2 separate regions of the Mus musculus genome follow, and region 2 is linked to region 1. A link is a contact called in ENCODE Hi-C or POLR2A ChIA-PET data. All regions are on one chromosome and are shown on one strand. Each heading gives the region's core, a stretch centred on a gene start or an enhancer-like site at or near the end of the contact. The rest is flanking DNA. Distances are from core to core; before and after follow the strand shown. Region 1 holds the start of Setmar (SET domain without mariner transposase fusion). Region 2 holds the start of Itpr1 (inositol 1,4,5-trisphosphate receptor 1).

The links. A loop is a pair of places that touch in the nucleus more often than their neighbours do. ChIA-PET counts read pairs that join two places held with the same protein, here RNA polymerase II (POLR2A).
Region 2: a loop to region 1 is called in a map of T-helper 2 cell, with 4 times the contacts of the local background. The contact joins the promoter of Itpr1 here to the promoter of Setmar in region 1. A Hi-C loop is called at or near these places in 3 of 37 maps with a recorded cell type or tissue (T-helper 17 cell, T-helper 2 cell and regulatory T cell). POLR2A ChIA-PET finds 5 or more read pairs at or near these places in 4 of 5 experiments (Patski and embryonic stem cell).

The regions. Positions count from the first base shown.
Region 1 is chr6:108,062,525-108,067,523 of GRCm38, reverse strand. It overlaps Setmar (SET domain without mariner transposase fusion), which reads right to left and starts at 2,479. Exons shown (of 2, transcript NM_178391.4): 1 at 2,285-2,479. The coding sequence starts at 2,443.
Region 2 is chr6:108,210,737-108,215,735 of GRCm38, reverse strand. Itpr1 (inositol 1,4,5-trisphosphate receptor 1) reads right to left here and starts at 2,640. Exons shown (of 62, transcript NM_010585.5): 1 at 2,383-2,640; 2 at 1,458-1,533. Gm38872 (predicted gene, 38872) reads left to right here and starts at 2,818. Exons shown (of 3, transcript NR_167935.1): 1 at 2,818-2,881; 2 at 2,963-3,130; 3 at 3,296-3,480.

The sequences.
Region 1 (4,999 bases), core at 1,230-3,729:
CTTATTCTCTGTATTCCAACTCATCACTTGGCATACTTTTAGTTCTTAATGAGTATTTATTGGAGTTACTTAAGAATGGAGCAATATTTTTCTTTCATGTTAGATACTTCTAGCTTAAAAAAAAAGCAACTGGATGCTGTCTTCTTCAATCAAATGATGTCATCTTCTAGGCCTCGTCTAATACAGTGCCTGGTATATTATAGTCACTCGACTATTTGATGAATAAAGAAAAAAAATAGGTGGTCTTCGCAGACATCCTGGAATGTTTGATCTTGACCAAGCCTTAAGAGCTCATTGGTACATGGAGTATTATCTACTTGTGTTATTAATAAACTGTCAATGCAAATGCAGATGTGTGTTGCTGGCTATGAGTCATAGATGAGAGGGCGCTATTTCTCACATTGAAATCCTGCTTCACCTTTTGAAATCTGCTATAGAATGTATTATCCCATTTTCTGCTCATAAAATCCTAGAAGGAAGAAAGAGCAGCCCTAATTTGTTCTTATTCTGGATGGGGGAAAGCTATACAATTTTAAAGTTATTTTCACTTCGAAAACAACAAACTCTGTGGAGTAGGTAAGATGCTGAAGTCATACTCTTAAGTCTGACATCCGAGGGGGCACCCCTCTGCCAGCATCTTTGGTCTTTCCCTATTCCATAAGCAACTTAGGCCATGGTCTGAGGGGTTGAAGGGTGGAGTAGGGCTTTGAGGTAGCAGCCATTTATTGAGTTCCTACAGAGCACTAGGAACAGTAATTCCCAAGCAGCTGAGAAGAGGGTCTATGACTTAAACTCTAGGGCTTCTGAGGATCTGAAGAAGTTAATTTATGTGTGTCCAAGATCTCTCAGCATGGCGGAGACCTCAGCTAAGTTTGACTCCAGGGGCTGAGATTCATAACCAAGCCTTTCTTACATGTCAGATAGCCGAGACCAGACATGGAGATGGTTTTCTCTGATCCCTCAGTAAGTTCTGAGTACAAGCCAGACAGGGGGAAAAAGCTTTCTGAAAAGTCACGCCTCTGCCACACACATGTTAGGGAACTGCTATTTTACAGACAGTATAAGGTAAGAATCCTTGTTAAGGTCTTATTACAGGTTCAAAGAAAAATATTAAATTCTGTCCATTTAAGAACTTTTCTTTCAGACCAACAGCTTATTTCCCCCTCGAGAGAGAAAGAACATGAAATTGGGTAGATTGCGAGGTGGGCAAGGATCTGTGAGGATTTGGGGGAGGGAAAAAGGATGACAAACATATTGTATGGGATTCTCAAAGAGTAAATAATAGTAAGACGTCAAGAAGACTGCAGTTCCAGTAAACAACCTTGATGAAACTCATTGGCTCTCTGTCTCCTACACACACACACACACACACACACACACACACACACTCACCACAGCGAGATGAAAGATAAAAGGGGCACTAGCCAGGAAGGTGAAGGATTACTGGGAGAGGGTGAGGGACCAGAGAGGGTGGTGGTGCATATCATCAAAACACCTTCTGTGCATATGTGGAAAAATGTCATCACAAAACTCATTATTATGTATAATCAACATTTGCTAATGAACATTTTAAAAATGCCATAGTTAAACTAGATACCCCGTGTGCTAATAAAAAAAAAATAAAAATATCGGGGGTGGGGTGGGGTGTGTGTGTGTGTGTGGGGGGGAAGAAGCCTGTTGTTACAGCCAATTTGACAATTACTACCACGTGGGGGAGCTATGTGTCTCTCTTTCTTGGCTTCTAGGAAAGAGCTCTAGCGCCCCCGGGGGCAGTGAGTAGCCCTGGAATTCTGCTCTGCAGCGAAGTGTGAAACAATCCCCTTCCTACTCACCCCCCCCCCCCCCAGCTTCCTACTCCCCCCAGCTCTTTAGACCTGGCTCTACATGGGCATTGGCCTCAACTACTCAAGATATAAGCAGCTCTCTGGTTCCTTCCATGGAGGCTGTCCGCAGGCCTCTATCTCCGCCCCAACATGGAAGGGTGCAGGCTCCCCTTGGTGAGAATTAAGAGGAGTCTTGTAGTCAGCCCCTGTGGGGCTACAGGACATCCCTCCAACCCAGTCTAGAACAGCGCTGGCCCCGCCTGGGGAGAGAAGGGAAATAGACAGGCCCTTTAGCACCGCCCCTAAGATCGGTGAGCTGCTTTCTAGCTCCGCCCCCATATAAAGGGCACTGGCCCCGCCCCCGGGGGAAAGGGACAGCCCTCTAGCGCCGCCCTCTGGCTCCGCCCCCAAAGAAAAGGGCACCACCCCCAGCCCTTTCAGCCACTTAGCCCTGCCTCTACCTGGAAAGGTTTAGGCCTGGGCTCCGCCCCCAAAGGCCACAAGCTCACAGGCAAGTTCTCCAGGCCGCACGCTACATCTTGTTGTTCTGTCGGGGCTACAGATTCCTCCTCAGATGCTGCTATCTCGAGAGAAAGCTTCTCCACACCTTCCGCAGACATTTATGGTCTCGCTTCGACTACTCGCCTGACCATTTTGGGCCTCCGGGAGGATGCTGGGAGTTGTGGATTCTGCGGCCCTACTTCCTCATGGGAGTTGTAGTTTTCCGTCCCAACAGGCTGCAGGTGAGGGAGATACCTCCCTCAGCGTCGTTGGGGTGCTTTTCCTCTGGATCCCACTGTTTTAAACTAGATACATAGCTGATAATTTCAGAACCACAAAAGGTACAAAATTTGGAGAACTTGAAATGTTTTCGTTTTTTTCTGGGGAACCTTGTGAAGCCTGGTTGTTTGTTCAGCCTTTGAGGGTTTAGTAGGTGTTTGGAAATGTATCGTCTAAGCTGAGGGAGAAAATACAGTCCAGAGAATATAAAGATCTAGAACCCGCGGAGAAGTTGGGTGACTGGCACAGAATTTGTTTTTGATAAGGTCCTCTCCTTGTAAGCTCACCTTGTCCCATTATACAAAACAACAAAAACCTGTTTTGAGTAGAGTCACTCACTGATCACGCCAGAGTTTCTGTATCTGGTGGAAAATGTTAACATTGCCAAATCTCCCCATTTTGCTTGTCTTGCTTCTTTTTCTTATTCTCCCTCTATCCCCTCCTCCTCCTTCTTCTCCTCCTCCCCCTCCTTCTCCTCTTCCTCCTCCTCCTCTTCTTCTAATTTTCTATCTTCACTGCTTTCTGTGATAATAGGGTCCCACAGGGCATCCACTCTTGTTGACCAAAAGTTTGGAGGCTAAAGGGGGACACTGAAATAGATTGTCCTTATAAGAGATTCATTAGAAGATACATTGATGACACAGGCAAACAGACAGACAGGCAGACAAAGGGCCTTCACGGCAGAGCAGGCATTTCTTCTTAGAGGTTTCAGAGGAAGAAGGGAGTAGTTGATGAGTAGCTTGCAGGTAGGCTGTTCCTGAGTTATCTATGAAAGTCACCAAATTACTCTAGCTTCTGGAATTGTTACAGATCCATACAAACGGGGCAGCTTTACAAAATGCAGGATCTTAGGTTTTTCATCTTTGTGTTTTAGAGAAAAAAATTACAAATGTATGTGTGCATAAATAAATATATTCTATATACTTAGGTGTGTGTGTGTGTGTGTGTGTGTGTGTGTGTGTGTGTGTGTGTGTATTTAGCTAGATTTGTTTCAAGACAGGTTATTAGTATGAAACCCAGTGTGGTTTTGAACTCTCCATCCTCTTGATTATTAGGACTACTTGCATGAACCACTGCATCTAAATGTCTTAATTGGCTTTATTTTCAATTCTAGAAAAAGGACAACATTTCACCCTGTAAGGTAGAATAAGCATTCTGATTTTCTGAGCGTAGCATTGGTTGTATAGGAAGAGAAGAGATGGAAAAGCAGAAGCAATAAACAAAAGAAGAATGGTCCTTTCATAGTTACTCTATCCCTGTAAGGCATGGGCAGGAATACAGAACAGTAGGAAAATAAATCATTGCTTAGCACCAGAGTAATGTTTGTGTGCTAAGATTAAGGCAGAGGAATTTTATTATCCTGGGATATTTGTCTGTTATCTCTTTAGTTCTTTATTTCTGCAAAAGGTTACATAGACAGGTTAGTTTCAGCTTGGTGACAAGTGACTCTATCTTGATTTATCGTCTGTCATGGGGTTTTGTTGCAGCAATAGAAACATTAACTAGACAACCAGGATCCAGAAGTTATCATTATTTTGAGATAGGATCTTGATATTTTGCCAAGGCCTGTACTCGATGTGTAGGTTTAACGGATCCTCCTCCTTCAGCCTTTGGCATAGCCAGGTCAGGTGCATGACCTTCCCCTGCCAATATGGTTTCAGACATAAAGGACTAGGATGGCAGTCTCCAGCCCTTAGCTTCTTCTCTACTTCAGTTATGAATATAGGATGCTTTTACTTTCTGACTTATAGGATCCTTAAGCTTAAAATGACTAGAACTAATTGACTCCTCGACAAACTTTTATTGGTAATCTAACAGAGCATCCAAGCAGCAAGCAGAGAGCGTCCTTACCTCCCACCCATCCCCCCGGCCGGCATAATAAGGAGATAGTTGTGCTCAAGTCTTGGTTCTATCTTCATAGTAGTTTTCATTTTTATCACCTCTTACTTAGTTCTAGTTTTAAGCAGCAATAGAAATAATTAGAAACCTGTCTTCAAACTGTAGCAATGACAGTAAGAACAATTGGGGATATAGAGAATAGCATAGTTTAAAAAGATGACTTTAATAGACCAGGGAAGAAATGAGACCCTAGAATTTTATAATTAGGTTTTACATTGTAGCCATAACATGGTCATTGGAACACCCATCATGGGTTTTAGTTTTTTTTTTTTTTTTTTTTTTTTGTTGTTGTTGTTGTTGTTTTAGAGTCATCTAAGTGATCAGGATCAAAGTGCAATCTCTGGCCACACTTGACATCAGGCTCAAAGCAATTTATAGGACAAGTGCCATAGCCACTAACAGAGATGTCACATGTGCCCTTTCCTATGGGAGCAGGGCTTGAAGCTATACCTTCAGTAGGTCACAGAGTTGTCTGTGATCTTTTTCATCTTCTTAGA
Region 2 (4,999 bases), core at 1,391-3,890, 150 kb before region 1:
AGCTTTCCAAAATGAATTCAGCCCAACGTCAAATCCTCCTACAAATACCTACAGTCTTTTATCCCTGCCAATGGCGCTATCATTTTCTTCATACATCAAACTAAGAATAGCTTGTACATTGTTGGTAAGACATAAATAAGTTAATGCATTAAGATCAATATGTTTACTATTTTTCCTAGCATCTCCCCCCACCCCCCGCCCAGTTCTCCATAAACTTAAACACAAGCGGTACACATTACTGCCCGGGCTGCCCAGTGACTTCATTCTGTATCTTGGTTTCTTTACCCACATCTAAGGTCTTCTGGGATACAGCTCTGCAGCTGGCTTGCTACTACCTAATGGAACAGCCTCATTATTTTTAGGCAAAAGATAGAGAAGAGTCTGTGGACCAGTTAACCTCGTCTGTAATGTACTTCAAAGAGAAGGCTGACCCCAAGCTTTAATCAACATAGACTTAAGTCCACAGAAGAACTAGCCTTCCCTTCCAAATGTTTCCCGCTCTGCCAGTATTCCTGAGGACCTTATCAACAGGAAACAAAAGCATTCTACTACCATAATGAAGTATCTGGCTTTTATTCACTAATTAGAAAAGCCCAAAGATTGTAGCCCAGGGAACAGCTAAATATTTAGGACATTAAAGAAGTTACCAAGGACCAGCTGCCCACAGCTCACCACCCACCCCTATTAACTTGTTGTTTACTCAATTCCCAGACATTTTAGGAAAACAAAAACAAAAACAAAATCCAATGGCCAAACCTGAAACCATAGTGGCACCTGTACCTACAGAAGCTTTATTTTCTAGAAACGGGCTGTGATGGTTTTAAATATGCCATTATACTGACAGAAATGCTGCCTGCCCTCAGCTCCTCATCCAGGAACAGGTCCCAAAGCAAGAGAAGCCCGCTGGGTTCCTTGACATTCAGGTGGCTCCAGTGAAACCCTGGAAGCGACTGTAGTATTCTTTAAGCTCTTCCTTCCCGTTTTTAAGTTCTCATTCTTTCAATTTGTCACTTTCATTTCTTGCAGCCCAGCCCATTCTGGGTACAGGCATGCCCACAACCGAACAGAACAAAGTGACAGTTTGTGAAAGGGAGGGGTATCTCACTCTTGCTTAGGGATCTTGGCAGATGAAAAGTTCTGCATCTTTGGGAATTAAACTAATGAGGGCTCCTCTCAGGCTGGTAAGGGACCACCCACTTTACAGTCCCTTTAACTGCACGTTGTGGTCGCTTACCGACATCTTCCCCACCCCACCCCCCTCACCCCGCCATGCTTCACTTCTGAGCGACCTTCAAAAGTGGCTGTCACTAGACCTTTACTCACCCAAGACCATGACCAATTTTGACCACGGTGTCTTTCTTTTCCCTACTTTACCTCTATGGCAGCTACAAGAGGACTTAGAAAATGCTTAGGACAAAAACCCATTTTTGACTACAGCACTCGGCTCGCACACTCACCTGACCCAGGTCAGGCACTCTGTAGCCAATGGACGCCCAGCCAAGGATGCAAATCCTGGTCCCTTGTAATCAGCTCCTAAATATTTAACAAAGAAAGAAGACTGAGTAGGGGATCTCGCGAGGGTCTATCAGAAATTCTCAAATCCAAGTTTTGACTTTTATAGCCTCCGCTTTTCCTGCAGATCCCACTCCCCTCCAAATTTAGCAGCTAAGTCGGAGGGATCTCTTTCCCCCAAATAAAAGCAAACCCAGCATGCTTATTTCCCGTCAGTAGCTGGCCAGAAAGATCAGACACGCAGAAACTTCGAACACGCCGGATGGGGATTGAAGGTGGATGGAAGTAAGGGACGTGTTGAGATCCCAAAGCACTTGTTTCCCCGCGTGGAGGCCAAGTATGTGAAACCCGCGTCCTCATTGGGCACGAGCTCCGTCCACACTTCTTTCCTCATCGCCCCCCCCCCCCTTCCTCCGGTTTTCTTCCTTTTTTTTTTTTTTAACCCACGGGGACCCCCACGCATGCATTATCCTACCAGCTGAGCAGCGCAACAGGGCTAGCTACATTTTTAGAAAGATTATTTCCTTGAGCGAACTCATATGACCCCCTCAAATACCCCCCCCCAGGGGGAAAAAAAACTATTTCCTGCAGACACTCCAACCGTTTCCAACTTGGGGGAATGCCATTTCAATACGGGGAAGGAGGTTGAAACCGGTCACTAGAGTCGAGGACGTTTGGGGTTACTTAAGCCTGAAAAAAAATATATACCTCCCCCCAAAACTGTTCACAGGGAAAGAAGCCCCAAAATACACGCCAAGTGCATGCAAAGCCACCAAAGCCACCAAGAACTCCCGGTGATCAGGGCAAAAACTTCTGCGCACGGGAGCTAGTGCCAACTCCCCGCGCCCTCTGCCCGGCCCCAGCAGCTACCTTGGTGACCGGGGAGCCACGCCGGTTTGGGGGATCAGGACCAGGAGAGGGGTTAGCAGCCGCTGGGCAATCCCATGTCCGCGAAGAGGGAGCTCGTTCCGTTAGGATGGGAGCGGAACACCCACACCTCCTCTCGGCGTGCGCTTTCTCTCTCTCCACCCTCTGCCTCCACCTCCTCCACCACCACCACCTCCTCCTCTCCTCCCACCCCGGCAGGCTTGAGGAAACGCTTCAGCAGAACATCCACATGGTTACTGCACTTTAAAGCAGCGCCCGACCGCTTATATAGGCCGGGAAGCTCCCTGGGCAATGTAGTCCGAGTCCCAGGTCGTGCCGGCGCCTGGGGCTGCGCAGAGGGACTACAAGTCCCAGAATCCCCTGGGCTCCGGGGCTGGGTTCTAAATAGACTCCCGCGCGCTGACCAGGGGTGGGAGGGGGAAGAGGCGCCCAGGCTGAAGGCTCGGGTTGCGAACTTGTGTCTGAACACCGGACTCCCCAGGTTTGGCAAGCCCGACCCACTGGGTATGTCCCCTACCTCTGTGAACCCTTCTCTTTTGACTTGTATCTTCCCTTCCTAAAGTCAGGTGTCACTAGGGTCCGGAGAGAGAGGAAGAGCTCGGATTACTGCTTCGGGAAGTTTTTACAAGCTATTTACCCACCCCCGCGCGCCCTGTGTCCTGGAGCCAAGAATTTCAGAAATCCGAGGCACAAAAACGCCAGTGTTTGCGGTCAAGGATTAAAGAAACAAGTTTGTCTTTATTAAATCTGGTCTAGTTTTTTATTGGATCCTGCTAGTGTCTGCATGAAAAACTAAGTCTGGAAATGGGGTGGTCCCTGCTATTGAGGATGCGGGGTAATCGTGTGAGAGCCCTTTTCTGAATTCGAGCTGGGTCTGTCTTTCGTCGCCCGGTAGGAGGTAAAAGAAACGCTACCCTGACGAGTGAGCAAATAAAGGAACCATGTTGTGACTTGCTGATGTTGTGATCGCGAAGCAGGAAAGAAATACAAACCGCGACCTCGGTCCTGACCCCGCTTCTAAGACCCCTATGCTCCTGGAATCTGTAAACGCTAAAGTAAATAAACCGCAAACCAAAAAAATAAGGGCTTCAGAGAAAACTGCTTATACTAAGATGAGTGCGTCCAGGCGAGGCGTGCTGCAAGTCTTCAACCCAAGCCTCTGGGCTGAAATGGATTTCCACACACCAGAAAATAGTGTAGGCTCCAGGCTGCAAAGTGCATAGAACTTTGGTCTTGGGAAGAAGAGTTTGCATCACAGGCAAAGTTATCCTACTGTCTCCTTCCCCATCCCACCCTACAAACTAGACTGCACGTATTCATTCCACAAACGTTCCCCGGGTGTCATCTGGGTGCCAGGCCAGGCACTGTGCCAGGATATGAGAGCGCGCCAAAATATATCATAACATCCTAAATGGGGGTCTGTCTGCTACCGCTAAAGACCTGTTAACAGTAATCCTTGTAATGAAAACAAATGGTTCTACAGAGCTCAGCCTACCTGCTTTCTGTACAGCATGCTATTGAGTGTCACTGATTCTGGGTTTGTAACCTCTTTGTATACAGCAGGTATAAGGCCAAAGAACAGGACAAGCCAGGTTAACTTTGGTCTCCTTTGCAACTCCAACCTGTACCTATACTAAGCACTTGCCCATTGGGACCTCCATCACCACCTCCTTAAAGGAGCCCCTCCTATTTTAGGAGCAGCCTCTAAGCCCTTAGGCAAATCACCTTGAACTCTTTACCCCAGGTTTGCCATCTAGAGAGGGATTCAATACTCATTAATGTTTGCCTGTTCTCTTTTCCTATTACGTGATTCAACAGCCTTGCCTCCTCTCGTGAAACTTTAAGAACAATAGAGGGCAAAATAGGTAACAATTATTGCATATTTAGTGCTCAACCTAACCATTAGGGGCATCACACGGGTGCGTCCTGTGGCCCAGGCATTGTTTCTAAGTAATTTAAGTAGATCATTTCAGCGATAGCACATGGAAAGCTAAAGGCATGCAGGTTAAGTTATATCCAAAAGGCACCGTTGGCAATCTAGGAGGCAAGTGGGGATGCTTCAAGCTGCCTGTCTGTCCTCGGGAAAAACCCCAACTTGTCACCACAGAGGAATCCACACCTTTCATATCTGTTGTTTTTTCCTTTCCCCGATAAAAACAACCTGATCCACTTTCCAAGTCCCTTTGACCCTAACTTTCAAGCAATTTCAACAAATCAGCCCACAAAACGGGTGGGGGTTGCTTCATGATATTCTAATGTGGATTTGCAAAAGAATCCTTGGCCATAGTTGAGAGGCACCGGCAGCTCATTTTCATCCTCCCCACACTGTAGACACAAGCCCTTTGTGTAGTTTATCCATGGTCTTCCCTCCCCAGCCGGAAGTTTCAGTGAGAGACCATGTCTTCCTTACATTTGTGTACTCCAGTCCCCTTGACTCAAAAAGGCTTACCCTTCTGTTTGCACATTTTTGCAGATTTGGAAAAAAAAAAAAAGTTTCCTGCAACCTTGTAATGGAAGGTGCATTGAGCATACAGAAGGCAACAGAAGCATGTCTTTCTGAGCATTTGGGCCGTTTAGCTGCTCAGATCAGTTTGCTTTG